Linked DNA regions of Homo sapiens: region 2 is linked to region 1. A link is a loop called in an ENCODE intact Hi-C map of the cell type or tissue named here. Cell type or tissue: heart right ventricle. All regions are shown on one strand.

Evidence for each region. Peaks named below come from ENCODE experiments on the same cell type or tissue, not always from the same donor. Only the 100,000 strongest peaks of a DNase experiment are listed, where the experiment ranks them.
Region 2: it touches region 1 in a loop (2.1-fold over the local background); 16 of 110 quality-filtered maps call a loop at or near these places.

Annotation. Positions count from the first base shown.
Region 1 is chr12:107,455,953-107,459,952 of GRCh38, reverse strand. The region is part of intron 1 of ABTB3 (ankyrin repeat and BTB domain containing 3); the gene reads right to left. Among named protein-coding and RNA genes, the nearest start is that of ABTB3, 140 kb to the right of the region's middle. In heart right ventricle, no CTCF peak of the experiment used is centred here; a DNase peak (open chromatin) is centred at 1,532.
Region 2 is chr12:107,606,120-107,610,119 of GRCh38, reverse strand. The region is part of intron 4 of ABTB3 (ankyrin repeat and BTB domain containing 3); the gene reads right to left. Among named protein-coding and RNA genes, the nearest start is that of PWP1, 78 kb to the left of the region's middle. RefSeq lists an enhancer at 1-341. In heart right ventricle, CTCF peaks have their summits at 2,213 and 2,424 (motif pointing right); a DNase peak (open chromatin) is centred at 2,429; H3K27me3 peaks cover 328 bases.

The sequences.
Region 1 (4,000 bases):
CCTGCCCCCCTGGCTGCTTTAGAGTCACTGAGAGATGAATGCCAGGGGTTCTGTCTGCAGGGCGGGAGGGCCATGCTCAGTCGGGCTGTAGGGGGCACTCTGGAGGGCCGGGCCACGGCCCCTGCCACCCACAGCACACAGGGCTGCCCCACAGAGGGCCTGTGCATGGCTGTGTGTGCCACCAGGCAAGCCCTGGCTTCACTCAGAAGAAACGCAGCCACAATGCAGGTCACTTAATAAATGGCTGAGGAGCTAGGGTCTGATAACTGGCCTCTTTGCCTGCACCCCGCTGGGCTGTTGCATCTGCTGCTCCCTCTGCCCGTAATATTCTTCCCCCAGAAGGGCACTAGGCACTTCCTTACTTGCATCAGGGCTCTCCTCAAAATCACCTCCCCTTCAAGGCCATCTCTGATCAGCCTTCTTAAAACTGTGTCTGCAGCACTCCCTGCTTCATTTTTTTCCATCTAACCTCCTATAGGTTTGAATTTTGTTTATGGCCTGTCTCTGTAGATGGTAAGGTCCGCAAGAGCAGGGAGTTTTGTCTGTTTTGCTCACTGTTGGATCCCTAGTGTCTACCATAGTAGCTGGCACTCAGTAAATACTTGTTGAATCAATCAATCAATCACAAATGAATGAATTTACCATGGGGTTCAGTGCGGCAATGTGAGAAGGCTCTGAATTCAGATTTTCTGGGATGGATTCTGATCCCTCACTGACTAGCATGTGGCTTTGAGCAAATTATGTAATGTCTCTGGGCCTCAGTTTCCTCATCTGTAAAATGGGCATAATAACAGTGCCTACTCCATAGGGTTGTGGGGGGCAGGGATCAACTGAGATGAGTCTGAGGTGCCGGATACACTGCCAACCCTACATGTCTATGTCAGCTATTATTATTGGATTGTTTTTTATTATTTGCAGCTTGAGAATAGACTAATACAGAACACTGCAAAGTTCTGCAGGGGAGTAGGTGAAGGAGGCAGGCCCCCCTGTTCTCAAAGGCCTTAGAGTTTCAAGGCATCCGCCAAGCTCCCAACACCTATTCCCATGCCTGGCATAGAGGGGGCCTGCAGGGGGTGGCAGATGAATAAAGGAGAAGGGCCTCATTCCCCAGAGTCCCTGACACAGGAAGGTTCAGTGTTTCATGGCCTCATCTGTGGGAAGTAGCAGGTAAGCTGGTGGTGAGGAGAGCTGGGGACAGGGTATCTAGAGGAACTCAGCCTGTTGGATTTCCCTTGCCCTATGAGGCCTTCCTGCCCACAGGTACTCCCCAGGCTTCTAGGGTTCAAGTCCTGGCTCTCCCCTACCTGTATGTGTATCTCCCAGCAAGACACTTGGCCATTCTGGATCTCATTTTCCCATCAGTAATGTGAGGGGTGGATCTGCCTTCCAGGTGTAATACTCTAGGGTCCTTGGTGGTCCCCATTGGCCCCACCATGCCAAGTCTCCACCTTGAAGACTTTCCAAAGGAGGCCTATCCCCCTAGATTCTGTCTTGTCCCATGTAACAAGGATCGATGGGGCTGCTGTTCTGGCTCCAGTCCTCTTGGCAACTACCCAGAGGCATGGACCTTGGCATTGGTCCTGACTGGGCTCCAATCCCAGGTCTGCCTTTGCTTACTGAGTGACCTTATGCAAGTCACTTAACTTCTGACCCCATTCTGTTCACCTGTCAAATCACAATAAAACTGCTTTATTCCCCTGGGAGTGGGGACGATGAAATAACAAAGGCCATTTAAGATACCTAGCACACAGTAGGCACTCAGTACACACTATTTCCCTTTGCACTGGGCTGGGAAAAAGGGGGACATTAGACAGGGCTTGACATAGTCTCAGCAATGATGATGAGGATGAGGAGAAAGAACAAAGATAGCAGAGGTGAACATTTACTGGGTACTCACACCCAACTTTGTGCAAAGTTAAATGAATCACCCATTTAAGATTTAATTTAAATCTTCACAATGTTATTATTCCTATTTTACAAAGGAAGAAACTGAGGCTCAGCAAGGTCAAAGGTCAAGCAAGCTACCCGAGGTCACACGGCTAGTAAGGGACAGAGCAGGGACTTGAACCCATTTCTTTCTGTTGCCAAAGTCTCCATTCTTACTGTAATGTCCTGATTGCCTCCTGCAGCGTGAACATTTGCGCCACACTGGCTCTCTTTGCCCGTTCTGCCAAGTGGGAAGGTACAGATGGAAGAACAGGACATAAGCCTTGGCATGCAACAGGCAGCTGAGGCCATGCCTCCAGGGCCCTGGGTGACAGTGCTGCTTTTTATCAAGCTGAGGAGAGCCATGTTATTGCTGTCTGCCCAGAAGGACTCTGTCCCTGTGTTGGGAATTGGGACAGCTCTGAGCTCGCAGCATTTTTTTCTGCTCTAACAAGATTGAACACTGTGAATCTGTACCCAGAGACCCCATCCATTAGTTGATTAAAAGCCATAGATCAGCCTGCCTGGGACCCGCCAGCACCATTATAAATAAGAAGTGTCAGGAAATCTTTCGGCATAACCAATGTCTTCGAAATTGCCATGGTGACAGTTAATAAAACTTCGGAGTCTATCTTTCGGCAAGCCAGCTCTGCTGCCAGGCAATAAAATTTGGGATAGCCTTTGAAGCAGTTTGTATTTAAATGAGCCGTGGGTGCCATATCTCAAAGTTCCACACCCTTGGATTAAAAACAACCATTACCATCAAAGATGAGCTTGTCAGACCATTATTCCAGGCTAACACAGGCAGCTGTGAACAATGTTCAGGTTTGCCCAGGATTATCAAGGGAAAGAAAGACTACTGTAGGGCCGAGCACGGTGGCTTACGCCTGTAATCCTAGCACTTTGGTAGGCCAAGGCGGGGGGATCAACTGAGGTCAGGAGTTCGAGACCAGCCTGACCAACACAGTGAAACCCTGTCTCTACTTAAAAAATGCAAAAATTAGCTGGGCGTGGTGGCGGGTGCCTGCAGTCCCAGCTACTTGGGAGGCTGAGGCAGGAGAATCACTTGAACCCAAGAGGTGGAGGCTGCAGTGAACTGAGATCACACCACTGCACTCCAGCCTGGGCAATGAGCGAAACTCTGTCTCAAAAAGAAAAAAAAAAAAGAAAAGAAAGACTACTGAAGTGGCCACATGCACCGTCACTAGAACCAAACTGTTCAAGTTCAAATCCAGGTTCTGTCACCTCCTAGCTGTGTGACCTTGAGCAAGTTACATCAGCGGTCCCTGATCTTTTTGGTACCAGGGACTGGTTTCATGAAAGATAATTCTTCCATGGACCTGGGGGTAGGGGGATGGTTTTGGGATAATTCAAGTGCATTACATTTATTGCATATTTTATTTCTATTATTATTACATTATAATATATAATGAAATAATTATACAACTCATCATCGTGTAGAATCAGTGGGAGCCCAGAGTTTGTTTTCCTGCAACTTGATGGTACCATCTGGGGGTGATGGGAGACAGTGACAGATCACCAGGCATTAGATTCTCATAAGGAGCGCACGACTTAGGTCTGTCACATGCATAGTTCACAATACGGTTCGTGCCACTCTGAGAATCTAATGCTGCCGCTTAGGCGGTAATGCGAGCAACGGGAAACGACTATAAATACAGATGAAGCTTCGCTTGCTTGCCTGCCACTCACTTCCTGCTATGCGGCCCAGTTCCTAACAGGCCATGGACCAGTACAAGCCCATAGCTCAGGGGTTGGGGACCCCTGAGTTACATAACCTTTCTGTGCTTCTGTTTCCTTATCTGTGAAATGGGGATAAAACAGTAACTCCTTCAGCGGGTAAGCTGTCAGGATTAAACGTGTTAATATGGAAAAAGCTTACGGTAGTTATTGGCACATGTTAAATGTACATTTATTTAGTTAATAAACATTTATGATACATTTGTATTCCATTTCTCATGCTTCTGTTGTCCACATTCTTTGCAAGCGCCCTTGCACCTTGACTCTGAGCTGGACTTTGTGGCTTCATTTGGCCAAGACAGTGCAGTGGATGTGA
Region 2 (4,000 bases), 150 kb before region 1:
AAGCACCCTGGGACATTGCATTTGCTTTTCATGTAAATTGCCTGTTCCTAGGCTCCAATTAAAATGATGGCCTCCGGATGTCTCTTGATCCTTTGTCCTTTATGACTGCTGTGAATCTGTCTAGTCTCCTGTGTGCTCCCATAGCATACTGAGCTAAGTCACATAACGACTAATACGTATTGAATATTTACTATGGACTAGGCACTCTTGCTAAGCTCTTTGCATGAATTAATTCATTGAATCCCCACATAACCCAAGAGGTAAATCCTATGACCTCTCTTTCACCCATGGGGAAACAGACACAGATAAGGGCCCTGCCCAAGGCTACACAGTGTGAAAGCAGTGGAGCTAGGATTTGAACCCAGGTGGTCTGTGTGGAGAGCTGGCCTGTTTATCTACCGTCCCCCTGTCCTGCAATCACAGGACTTAACTATTTGCCTGTTTATTTGTCGGACTGCCTGCTCTAGGCTGGGGACTTCTGAGAGCAAGGGCCTTGTCTGGTGAGCCTCTCCATCCCAGGGCCTGAGAGGGCAAAGCACATAGAGGTTAATGGGAGCTGAATGAACACAGACTGGGTGGATTCTCTGCATTCGAAACAGTCGCAGTCGCAGGACAGAGAACCGGCAAGATCAAACAGGAATATAAATGGCAAGGTGCATGGGAATTTGTCATCCAGCCAGCCCAGGGCATCAAGAAAGAGGTTAGAGAAGGGTGGGGAGGAGAATCAATGGAATCAAGAAGGTGCTACAAATTCTGCTTATAAAGGATGTTACTTCCTTCTCACAATGAACTGATCAATCAATTAATGATGAAATCAAAGCACTAAGCATTTATTGAATACCTGTTTGTGCTAAGCTCTCTTCTAGGTGCTGAAAACACAAAGTAAACATGTCACCATCCCTGCCTTGGGGCCCCACTGCCTGGAAAGGGAGAGGACACAGCCATGGGTTGTTATAATTCAATGTGGCAAATGCAAGGATTGAGGGGTCAGAGGCACGCACTGTTACAGAACACAGGCGCTGCAGGAGTGCAAGGAAGCCGCCAGGCAGAGACTAGCAGATCCAGCAAGCCTTCGTGGGGGAGATGACCACTGGGCTATCTGTGTCTTTATTTTATTTTATTTTATTTTATTTTATTTTATTTTATTTTATATTTTATTTTATATTTTATTTTATTTATTTTATTTTATTTTATTTTATTTTATTTTATTTTATTTTATTTTATTTATTTTATTTTATTTTAAATTTTTGAGGCAGGGTCTTGCTCTGTCGCCCAGGCTAGAATGCAGTGGTGCAATCATAGCTCACTGCAGCCTCAGACTCCTGGGCTCAAGTGATCTTCCTGCCTTACTTACCCCAGTAGCTGAGACTACGGGGATGCACCACCACACCCAGCTCATCAAAAAAAATTTTTGTAAAGACAGGGTCTTGTTATGTTGCCCAGGCTGCTCTCGAACTCCTGGCCTCAAGCAATTCTCCCGCCTTGGCCTTTCAAAGTGCTGGAATTACAAGCATGAGCAACTGCACCTGGCTTGTGTCTTAACTCAGAAGATAGGAGATGAGAGAGCAGAAAAGCTTTGAGCAGGGCCAGTATGAGCAAAAGTATGGTGTTGAGACACACAGGTTGTGTGAGGGTAAACATGGAGGTTTCACTGTTTCTGGGGCATAAACTTCTAGGCAGAAGCTGAGGTAAGCAGGGCCTAGAGGACCTGTGACGTAGTCCTTAAGGCTTCAAACTTTATCCTTAAAAGCCGTGAGAGGAGTGATATGGTTGGATGGCCAGCCCTATGAGAGGACGGAGGGTGGGCCTGAGCCAACCCTAGAGGCCGGGAGATGTGATAGAGCCAACTGAACCAGCTGAGTGGACAGAAACCACTGCCAAAGTGTGAAGTGACGAGGGGCTGAGTTGAGACGGTGGCTACTGGGATGGAGCAGAGGGCGTGGACTCTGACTTCTCCATGTGTGCCTGTCCGCCTCAGATATGCACCACCCTTGCCCAGAGGCAGGTGTGTCAGCCAGAGTCAGAGCTGTCCCAGGCCCCTCACACTCCCCCTGCTTGCTGACTCCGAGGGCGGGAACTAAGGGGAGGAGCCAGGTGTTCGAGATTCCTGGTTCTGTTCCTGCCTCTAATGAACCCACTTTGTGGTGGAAGTAAGGGTGAAATTTGTGAGGAACGAGAGGGGGCCATTGTCCCAGGTTTATGGCGCTGAGACTCCTCAGTAGCTGAGGAGTGAACGACCACAAGAGCCCCAAGAAGTGGATGCGACGTGTGTGCCCCTGGCCTGTCCCTCATCACTCATCTGACACATCACTCATATTTGCGGAGGAGCCTTGGTCTGAAAACTATTCCGGAATGGGAATCCAGGGGTAGGAGATGCTTTGGCTCTAGATGCAAGACATGAAGCGTTTGCTTCTGGCCACCAGGGGGAGCTGCTGGGACGCAGACGGACTCCAAGGACTGGAGCCAGAAGCCTGGTGTTGCCATGAGGGGTCTGATCTGCACACCTGTCTCAGGACCTAAACGTCAGGCCAGGCCTCCAAGGGCCTATTTGCAGGAGAGCCCTGGGAGGGACAATAAAAGGTACTTAGGGGCCCAGAGTTGATCAGAATCTGGACTCCAGGATTAAGGCCTTTTCATGGCAGGTGGGAAAGTCAAGAACACCCCAACGCTGTTGGAAGGCTCCCCAGGGAAGACAGAGGGCTACCCCGGCAGTGGGGGAGAGCTGGCTGGAGGACCGGAGCCTGACTTCAGTCTATGGCATCAGCATCCGAGACCTGAGCTTCTAGGGCACAGAACGTGGCTGAGCCATAGAACTTCTTGGCACACCTCATGGGGGCCTTGAACATGGCTCTCCTACAGCTAGGGTTACCAGATTTAGCAAATAAAAATACTTGAGAAATATTTCATGGGACACACTTATACTAAAAACATTATCCATTGTTTATCTGAAACTGAAATTTAACTGGGTGTCTTGACTTTTATCTGGGAGAGGCCAGAGACTAGGGGCCCTGAAAGAACACAAGGGGAAACCATGGATCCTTCCAGAATGTAAACACAGCATCTATCTCCAGGGGAGGAGGGGGGACCCCTTGCTGCAGCTGTGGGCTTCATCCAAGGGACCAATGATCCCTAAACAATGGGTAAGGAAGGAGATTCAGGCAAAATGAACATGACAGAGGGAGGCGGGCCAGAGTAAGAGAGCAAGGTCACAGAGCACACATCACAGAGGCTTCCGGGAGAGGTGCGCACGGGTCTGGGTGTATCGTGGTGAAAAGTCTGCACCCTTGATTGGGGTTGTGTGTGTGCAAATCTCAGGGAGGTATCAGATTTGACTCACTATAGAGAAAATCTTTCTTCTCACATACCACTATCCAATTCTGGAAGAGGCTCCTTTGTGAAAGCAAGACCTCCTTTCTTGGGAGCAAAGATGCTATAAATTATTGTCACAGAAAGACACCCATTGGAGTTTCTTCTTTTTTGTCTAAGTTCCTTCTGATATCCTTCATGCTTGATGGATTCAATCAAATATGCATTTTTGCATGAAAAATATGCATTCTTTATTCCGTATGACTGGATAAACGTTATTGGGCACCTACGGTATGCTGGGCCCCACACTACGGGGCTACAAAGGTGGGAGACACAGACCCTGTGTTCACAGAGCTCACAGACTCGTAAATGAATAATTGCAAGAACATCAGGAGATGTGTTTACCAGCTATCGAGGTACTTGATTTTAATTAGAAAGAGACAAATGGCAAGAAAATTACCGTAGCTAAGATGATGATAATTGTTATTACAGGAAGCTGACATTTACTGAATTCTCACTATTGAAATGTAAGCTCTTTCTATGTATGAACTCAAACCATCACAACAAGTCCTGATGTAGGTAGGAGCTGCTGGAAGCCCCACTCCACAGATGAGGAAACTTTAAGAAAACTGTCCAAGTCACAGAGCTGGTAAGTGGTGAGCCAGGTTTTGACCTGACCCCCCATCCTGCCCTC